Regions from separate parts of the Homo sapiens genome. Here all the other regions are linked to region 1. Evidence: chromatin contacts called from ENCODE Hi-C or POLR2A ChIA-PET data. All regions are on one chromosome and are shown on one strand. Each heading gives the region's core, a stretch centred on a gene start or an enhancer-like site at or near the end of the contact. The rest is flanking DNA. Distances are from core to core; before and after follow the strand shown. Region 1 holds the start of CHRM1 (cholinergic receptor muscarinic 1). Region 2 holds the start of NXF1 (nuclear RNA export factor 1). Region 3 holds the start of SNHG1 (small nucleolar RNA host gene 1).

What was found. A loop is a pair of places that touch in the nucleus more often than their neighbours do. ChIA-PET counts read pairs that join two places held with the same protein, here RNA polymerase II (POLR2A). Pooled maps may share reads with other maps.
Region 2: a loop to region 1 is called in a pooled map, with 4 times the contacts of the local background. The contact joins the promoter of NXF1 here to the promoter of CHRM1 in region 1. A Hi-C loop is called at or near these places in 2 of 50 pooled maps. POLR2A ChIA-PET finds 5 or more read pairs at or near these places in 3 of 52 experiments (H1, activated B cell and activated CD4-positive, alpha-beta T cell).
Region 3: a loop to region 1 is called in a pooled map, with 6 times the contacts of the local background. The contact joins the promoter of SNHG1 here to the promoter of CHRM1 in region 1. A Hi-C loop is called at or near these places in 3 of 50 pooled maps. POLR2A ChIA-PET finds 5 or more read pairs at or near these places in 9 of 52 experiments (A549, A673, CD8-positive, alpha-beta memory T cell and 5 more).

Annotation. Positions count from the first base shown.
Region 1 is chr11:62,919,883-62,922,849 of GRCh38, forward strand. It overlaps CHRM1 (cholinergic receptor muscarinic 1), which reads right to left and starts at 1,481. Exons shown (of 2, transcript NM_000738.3): 1 at 1,336-1,481. It overlaps LOC105369333 (a long non-coding RNA gene), which reads left to right and starts at 278. Exons shown (of 5, transcript XR_002957251.2): 1 at 278-559. RefSeq lists an enhancer at 1,805-2,339.
Region 2 is chr11:62,803,980-62,806,946 of GRCh38, forward strand. It overlaps NXF1 (nuclear RNA export factor 1), which reads right to left and starts at 1,461. Exons shown (of 21, transcript NM_006362.5): 1 at 1,350-1,461. The coding sequence starts at 1,377. It overlaps STX5 (syntaxin 5), which reads right to left. Exons shown (of 11, transcript NM_003164.5): 11 at 2,881-2,967. RefSeq lists enhancers at 1,254-1,753, 1,720-1,909, 1,930-1,979.
Region 3 is chr11:62,854,343-62,857,309 of GRCh38, forward strand. SNHG1 (small nucleolar RNA host gene 1) reads right to left here and starts at 1,543. Exons shown (of 9, transcript NR_152585.1): 1 at 1,082-1,543; 2 at 791-874; 3 at 177-209. SNORD28 (small nucleolar RNA, C/D box 28) reads right to left here and starts at 353; the gene lies at 279-353. It overlaps SNORD27 (small nucleolar RNA, C/D box 27), which reads right to left and starts at 741; the gene lies at 670-741. SNORD26 (small nucleolar RNA, C/D box 26) reads right to left here and starts at 1,024; the gene lies at 950-1,024. It also overlaps SNORD25 and a transcript of SLC3A2 not described here. RefSeq lists enhancers at 1-649, 1,287-1,366, 1,477-1,656, 1,625-2,598, 2,599-2,967 and a silencer at 1,717-1,776.

The DNA of each region.
Region 1 (2,967 bases), core at 231-2,730:
CTCCATACAATAGAAAGCCTCCTTTCTAGGTCTGACATGACCTCTGGTTAGCCCCTTCTTGACACTTTGGACTCCCCATTACACTTCAGAATCCAGTTCTCAGAACTCCAACCGCCAGCTGTCAGCTGCGAGCCAAGACCCACATCTTCTGCAGCCCATTTCACTATCTCCTTCCCTTTCATATCTCAGCCGCGATAGCGACTGCAGCTTGCCTGGTGGCTGAGGTCAGAGGGCAGAGAACTCTCATCTGACAGCCCACTGAACAGCTGATTACCCTGAGAAAGGAGACTGTCTGGCTACTGGAGACTGCCTGACTCCTTCCAGCCAGTTGGGCAGGGGTCTTGGGTCAGTCTGGGTGGAGCTGCAGGTGTGTTTTGTGCAAAGATGTGAACCCCTCTCCATTGGCTCTGATAACCTCTAAGCTGCACATGTCTGGATGACCTAATGAGAGCTGACGACCCCCTCCCCAGCTGGCCTGCCCAGGAGCTGACAACTCTACAAGCATCAGAGTTCCTGGCCCCTAGCCCATCCCCATGTTGTGCAGTCTGCGGGCACTGGGGTGAGTACCTGGCGTGGGTGCCCATTGGTATCCATGCATTGCCTGGATATAGGACTGAGACCCACCCTGCGGGAGCCCAAGATACTAGAAACATAAGGAGGGTCCTCTGGGCCCCTGCGCACGTCAGGGCCACCTTCCCTGGCTAGTGTGGCCACCCACATGCCCATTTGTCCCCAAAGAGCCCTGGGGCTCTTTGCCTGGTCTCCTGCTGGCTTCTGGCCTGACACCCACCTTGGCTTCTAGCTTCTCTATCTGGCCAGCAGCCTGATTCAGTCCATCTTGGGGGAGCTGAGGTGGACGGGGGTGGTGGGTTTCAGGGTGCCCTGAGGGAGGACAGGAGGTTCTGGGACTGGCACCCCCATCAAGATGGGGGTCAACCTCCCACAGGATGCTGGTGGCAAGGGCTGCTTCCTGGCCCTTTGCCCTTCCCACTCTGCCCCTAGGGTGTTGGGGGTTCTGCTTGCTACCAGGCAGCCTAATCCCTTCTGGGCCTCAGGTCCAGTTTCCTGAGGGGGATCTCCATCTCCTCTGCCAGCAGAAGCCCAGAAAAACATCAGCTATATCCACTCAAAGCCAGGAGGCCGAGTGTTTGGAGCAGTCAGTGTTCAATGCTACAGAGCCCCCTTGCCCTCTAGACCCCTCCCTGGCCTCCTCCTATCTCTGTGAGTCCATCCCTATTTCCATCTCATCCTGATCCCTGCCCTCCCCCGCTCCCCAGGACCCTCCTACCCTCTACCTTAGTGCAGCCCCTCCCAAGCCCTCCCAAATGTACTCACCACGGGGCTGAAGAGGGGTCTGTAGGGTCCTCAGCCCCACTGCCTCCCTGGGGGCCTGCGGCGTCTCCAGGGACCCAAACACCTGGCTCCCAGGGGGAGCTGCGCCCTGTGCTGGCAGCGGGAGAGGCACAGCCAGTGATTGGCATGTCCCACCCCCTGGCACGCCAGCCTTAGCGGGGAGGGAGAAAGGGAAAGAGAGGGAGGGAGGAAAGGGAGAAAAGGAAGGGAGGGGAGCTGGAGGGAAGCCTCAGGCAGCGTCTGGGGTTGGACTAGGTTCTGGAGTGTGCCCCCCTCCTTCACCAGGGCACCCAATTTGAGCCCCAAGAGGGAGGAGAAAGGACATGAGGAAGGCGAGCCCAGGAAGGCTAAAAGTCCCGGACGGGAGAGAAGGCGGATACAGGGAGACAAACACCCACACCCACTGCACAGACCCGGCGGCACACACACCCTCACAAAGGCACACTGTTTCCTTGGGCTCCTCCCCCCACCCAACCTTAGAGCCCCCAGCCCCTGTGCACCATGCCCCAACACACATGCCCTGGTATTCACATGCCTGCTTCCCTCGCACACACGCCCTCCCCCCTGCACATGCCCACGCACCCACCCACCCAACTACACACCCTGCTCTTCCTCCCTGCTGTGAGAGAGCTAGATTCCTTCTGTTTGGAAATGACACATTGGGCCTCACGTGAGAGGCTCCAACTTGGAACAGACCCAGAGGGCTGGCGCACCCGCCCGGGGGCTGAGTGAACGTGCCCGCATGCTGGGCTGTGTGCGCTAGCATTGGGCTATGCATAGCCTGTTGTGAGGGTATATGGGTGTCTGCTTTTCGGGGATGAGTAGAGGGCCAGGTGCCTGCCCCATGTGCGGCTGAGTGCCTTGCATATGTGTGTCCCTGTGTACTCATGTCACCATGCAGCCTGTGTAAGTGCAGGTGTGACCCTATCAGTCTGGAGGCAGGACGCGTGTGCACACGTGTGTCTGTATCTGATGTGTGGCTGAGTGTTGCCCAACTGTGGAACTTGCTAATTCTGACAAGTGAGGCAGCCTCTACCTGCCTGCTCCACCCCAAGCTTCCACTTGGAAGACAGACAGGCAGACAGACAGCTCTCCTCCCAGCTTGTCAAGCTCTGTCTCCCCTGACTCCCACTCAGGGCTCACAGGTGTGTACCTGGGAGGAGATGAGCCCTCCTCCCAATCTCCCTCAGCCCTACTGGGTGAGGCCAGCATCCCTCCCTGCCAGGCTGGTCTGGACTTCTGTGTTGAGCTTCCTCAGAGATAGAACCCCTGGGGGGCCGTTTGCCCTAGAGATGTGGGTCCTGCACCGCCTCTGTTTGGCCCTAGAGACCTCCCCGGGAGCTGACTGGGGAGGAGAGTTGGAGGCTGCAGGGACTGCCTTCTGGGGCTGCTGTGTTCTTTGCCCACTGGGCTGTGTCGAAGTCTTGGGGTGAGAGGTGGGAAGGAATGGGAGCATCAATTATCCCCATTTTGTAGGTGAGAAATCTGAAGAGCAGAGGTATGATTAGCATGTGGTGGGCAGGTGTTTGGGCTCAGGTCACTTGGCTCTAAGCCCAGGGCTCTGGAGTCTGGGGCAGGGGTTTCCCCTACTCATTTCCCCACCAAGCGCCGCCC
Region 2 (2,967 bases), core at 211-2,710, 120 kb before region 1:
TAGAGTTAGAAACAGGAACACAAATTAGAAGTAAGTAACTGGTCCGGTTTGGTGTGGCAATCATAGCTTCTAGTACTCTGAACTATTGGAAGAGATACATACTAACGACAGAGGCCATCTCCATGCAAACTCCGCTCCCTATCCACAGGAAAGAACCCTCTCTGTGGGAGGGCAGCATCAGGGAAAAGTTACTGGAAAACTGTGTAGGGCTTTTGAAAAATGAAGTAGAAACTGGAATTAGAGAGAAGCAGGATGTAGAAATGTGAGACCCAAAAGTGTAACTGAACACAAATCAGACCTCTGAAAGCCACCTGAAATCTGCCACTCAGTACTTTGTCTATACAGTGCAGACGCCAGTTACAAATATGACCAGTTTAAGGATCCTCTAAAAATTCTCCTTGTTCTCAAACTGCCACTTTGAAGTTTTGTGAGGAGCTCTTCGTTTCCATGGCCAGAAATGTCCTTTAACTCAGGAGACAAATTCTAGACTCAGGCTCTAGTGGCAGTGCCAGGCTAGGGTGCTTAACCAGGGACCCTGGAATGCTCTCCAGGAAGATGACCTTCTGATTCATGCTGTGTAGGACTGGCGTCTTAAAAAAGGTCCCTAACTCCCAAAAGAGGTCTGCCTAATACCCAGCACTCTGTAAACAATGAATCTCAACAAATGACCCTAGGAAAAAAGAACATAGAAGGCGCAGCTAACATTCACTGAGAACTTTCTCCAGTGCCGGCCACTATGCTTCAGGCACTTGATAGGAATGATCTCATTTCCCCTCCCCACACACACTCTTAAGAAATGCTGTTGTTATTCCACATTAAGGGGGTGGAAAACGAGAGTTTTAAATTCACGGTTTCAACCTCCACCACGCACTCCTAACTTACTACAAAGAACTAACACCCAGTGTAGTGTTCAGACTAGAATATCCAGTTGATGTGTAAGTCTCGAATATTAAGCCAAAGCCCAGGCCCGAGAGTTCAAGACCGACTGGACGCAGTAAAAAATAGGGCATCAGGGCAGCCCACGAGCAGGGCACTCACTCACATTAAAGGAAGAGTCAGGCCGCCAAACCTAACTGACAGGCATCAACCACCCACAAAGTTCAAAGGAATCCCGTCACCCTACCCCCGAGCCATCCGCTCCGAGCCGCAGGTCCCCCAACACCAGGATGCCAGCAGGAATCCAGGAGTCAACAACTCGGGTGTCCACCTCGAGTGCCCGGCCCCCCGCGCGCCGCTCCCCGCGGACGCCGGGCCCCTAGCGGCCTCACGCCCCGGGGGCTGAGGCCTAGGCCGGCGCCGCCCACCCGCGCCCCAGATAGCCAGTTCCCGACCCGAAGACCAGCACTTACCGCTGTACGACTTCCCCTCGTCCGCCATGCCACAGCGAAGATCAAGGGCGGGCTCAGGCGCTGGCCGCTACGCCGGCAAACAACCTAACTCCCAAGCGCTCAGGACCGAAGTGTCCCTACGCCGGGCGCCACCGCATTTATACAGCAAAGCACGTCGCGCGCCGCTGACGTCCCAGGCTGTGGGCGGTGCCGCCGCCCGGAGAAAGCGCGGCCCCCTGCGCGTGCGCACACTTAAGGCCGTCGTTCGAGGGGCGGGGCCTGGCCCTCCACGCCCCGCCCAAGACCTGAACTTGCGGAACCCCGGCTGGCAGCCAGCATGTCCCCGCACCTTTTCATCTGTCCGCTGACGCTGCCCTGGCAGCTTCAGAGTTAGTGCTAGAGCACAGTGCTGCCGCCGCAGCCCAGAACTCAGTGAGGAAGGGGGCCGCACAAAGGGCTTCAGAGGAATGGAGACCGCGCCTCCAGGTGGGAGTGATGGCTCAGACCCCTACCGGAATCTAGCCAGTGTTTCAGCTCGGCTCCTTGTCTATACCTCGCTTTCTTCGCCTATAAGATGGATTAACAAATCACGAAGTTGAGAATTAGAATGTGAGCTCGAACGTTGACTAATTAAGGGCTTTTTTTCCTCGAGGGCTTGACTCGGCAGGTACTATGCCTGGCACATGGTAAAAACTCAACATATATTTGTGAAATAAATGAATTTGTGTTATGAATTTCCCCCACCCCGCCCCGCCCTGAGTTGCTGAGTCAAATGATACGACATCTGTCAGGGGTTTGGCGAGCATTGTCTTCACAGACCTTCCATCAATGGCGTCCCCTACTAGAAACCCATCGTGTCAACGGGGCAGACAGTGAAGCTCACCAGCAGTGGCAACTTGCTGGAGATGCCGAGGAGGACATTTTAAAATATCAGGGCCTTGGGCTCTCCTAGACCCCCAAAAGCACCACCACCAGCCCCTGACTGTTGTCTCTATAGCTTCAACTTCCTTTGGAATGTATGAGACAGGGGCACTCGAGTGACCTCAGAATGTGGTTGTGAGTCTCGGTCAGGAAGAACAAAGCACACTAATCTCCCTGGACGGTGGGTATTCTGGGCAGGTGTCTCCATTCTCTGTGACTGGCTTTGATTTGGTGAAGTGCTTGGAGGGAATCAAAAGCCTCAACTGGAGTTGGGAACAAATTCTTCACCTTCCACTCCTGGAAGCAGGCAGAGCTTCTGCCTCGCTTAGCTCAAGGAAGAATTACGGCCAAATAGTTGGAGGATACAGATGAAACAGGTCCAAACACTGCTTGAGATAGTCCTGGAAGTTGCCCCCAATCAGGGACCCCCTCTGGGATCCTGCTCCCCTGTGTGAAAGGAAGTTTCCACGCTAATGAAGTGTTGCAACACTTGGTTCTCCCCTGCCTAGAGGCAGCTGTGTGTCAGAGCCCAAAATAGCCTGTGTCAGCAGTGATACCTGGCAGAGCCATTAGCCCAACCCTTTCAGTTCTGGTACTGGGCAGTGGGCTCTCTCCACTCGCTGCCTAGGCCCTTCGACGCTCCCACCCAGAAATGATGACATGGCTAGTGAGGCTGACAGTCTTGCTGTAATTGGGAGAAAACGAGCTGCAGCACATT
Region 3 (2,967 bases), core at 293-2,792, 65 kb before region 1:
GGCATCTATCTGAGAAAAAAGGGGCATATATCAGTGGGCATCTATCTAGAAACATCACTACAGAGAACAAGAGGAACCAGAAAACTTTATGGGTTAAGCAGGCTTTGGTAACAAATATCAAAATGGCTAAGTTATCTATTAGATAATAGGCCCATAGAATTCGAAAAACAACTTACTGTAAGATAGAGGCAGACTGTCATCAGGAATACCTGGAAAGGAAAGCAAATTAGTTATTTTAAGGTATTAGGATGGAATGAAGCTTATTCATAAACAACAACTGCCATCAGAACTCTAACATGCTATTAACTTTTGTACCTCACAGAACATCAGCTTATCAATTCAAATCATCTGACAGTAACGTGATCGATATATGGATGAGGGTAACAGCACACCCTTACAAGAACTGTAGTACCGGGTTGCGATCTCCCTCCCCAGAAAATCATTTCAAGAGGAACAAGATGGAAGGCGCCAAAAAACATTGTTCCGCCGGCCACTTGTTTTCTTGAACATTTACAAAGATGACATACACCAATTTGGATAATTACCTGTATTCACCCTGGGAGGCAGCTGAATTCCCCAGGATAGATTATGAGATGCTGTAGACAACAGAGGAAAGCATTTTATGTACCTAAAAATAGTCATTCAAAGACCCCTTAAGACCTCTCTCTCACTTCTCAGTAGTAAGATGACATCACTTGAAAGTTCAGCCATATGCTTGTCATTTTGTGTTCATCATGGAGTGGTTATCTACAAGGTCTCCTCTGTAAGAGCATAAACCATGTACACCTACCTGGAACATTACTGTAACGCTGGCTTTGCATAAAGATGGGTCTTGTCCCATTCCTTCACCAGTAAGCTCTTGTGGGCTGAACATCTGAAAAAATAACACCCTTCACTAACACCTCAGACAAATCAATAGGGCCCTGACATTTGTTGCGTACAGTACAGTGCTACTCAGAATTTTCTGTTTTCTCCACTAATCCATCAGAAAGAGAGAGTTCAGTTCGTAAAATCATCCCCGTAGCAACTTCCACACACTCAACGAAAGAGCAGAGATTAAGAAATGGCCGTAAGAACTTACTGCAACAACAGAGCTCTCTTCGGTTCCAACGTGCGCGTAAATCCTGCAGACAGGAGCCCAATAAGACATTAGGTCAACTCAGGGCATTTCGAAAACGCTATTTTCTGAACAGACGGCTAAGCAAGAGGCTTGCAGGGCCCATCTCCTCAGAGTTATTTATCCTCACGGAGCTCAGTACAGGTCTGTGAAAAGGTCCTCATCATAGGAAGGGGGACCTACACGGCCCGCCATCGCCATTTTGTCCTTCACAAAGCCCCACTGCTACTTTTAAGCCTCGAGGCCACGCACAAGACCTTATCCGCCAGTCGCCCTGGCCAGGCAGCTACAACACAGAAGGCATAGTGCGTGCTATGCTATGTTCGCACAATCGCTCAAAAGAAAATAAAAGAAAAAGACAAAGTACAAAAGAGTAACAGCTATAAAGACCACGAAGCCACTTACCACGAGCAGTAGAAAAATGAGAACGAATCTCCCCGGGGAGACGATTAAATACCATGCCGCAGAGGCCCACGGGATTTGGGGGCGGGGCTACGGCGAGCGCACGCGCATACGTTGACCGCATGCGACCCCGGGGAGTTGTGGGTAGAGAGTTCCAGGGAAGGAGGGCGTAGACAAAGCGCCACCTGAACTTGCGGCGCGAAAAAGGCGCGCATGCGTCCTACGGGAGCGTGCTGGCTCACCGACCGCATTGCGGCTTGGTTTTCTCACCCAGTGCATGTGGCAGGAGCGGTGAGATCACTGCCTCACGGCGATCCTGGACTGACGGTCACGACTGCCTACCCTCTAACCCTGTTCTGAGCTGCCCCTTGCCCACACACCCCAAACCTGTGTGCAGGATCCGCCTCCATGGAGCTACAGCCTCCTGAAGCCTCGATCGCCGTCGTGTCGATTCCGCGCCAGTTGCCTGGCTCACATTCGGAGGCTGGTGTCCAGGGTCTCAGCGCGGGGGACGACTCAGGTACTGGATCCCGGGCTAAGCTCGGGAGGAGGTCCCCTTTGGTGGGGCCATTTCGGGAAAGTATGTCAGGACGTAAGTGCTTCACTGAAGACAGGATCTGATTTTTTCCTAACTGGTTCCCTATGTCCTGCCTTCTGGTGCGTTTTCTTTAGATCTTGGACTACTACGGGCCAACATTAGCTAACATTTATGGAGCACCGTTTTAAGCACACTATATGAATCGATTAATCCACCAAAATCCCAAGAGCTAGGTAGGATGACAACCCCCATTTTATTGATGGGGAACCCTAAAGAGCTCCGGCGGTGCTGCCTGCTGCAACTCCTGCCTGATCAATATGGTTGCAGTCAGCTATAGACTGTTTTACTGAGACCGGACAACATTAGTTCAGTCGTTTGTGGTAAACATCTACGTGTACAAGCACACTTTATAAACATTTTTTTCTTTCTTTTTTTTTTTTTTTGAGACGGAGTTTCGCTCTTGTTGCCCAGGCTGGAATGCAATGGCCCGATCTCAGCTCACTGCATTCCACCTCCCGGGTTCAAGCAATTCTCCTGCCTCAGCCTCCTGAGTAGCTGGGATTACAGGCATGCGCCACTGTGACCGGCTAATTTTGTATTTTTAGTAGAGACAGGGTTTCTCCATGTTGGTCAGGCCGGTCTTGAACTCCTGACCTCGGGTGATCCGCCTGCCTCGGCCTCCCAAAGTGCTGGGATTACAGGCGTGAGCCACCGCGCCCGGCCAAACATTTTTTTCTTTCAAGACGGAGGCTTGCTCTGTCGCCCAGGCTGGAGTGCAGTGGCGGGATGTCTGTTCACTGCAACCTCCGCTTCCCAGGTTCAAGCGATTCTCCTTCCTCAGCCTCCTGAGTAGCTGGGATTACAGGCTCCCGCCATCATCATGCCACACTAATTTTTGTGTTTTTCGGAG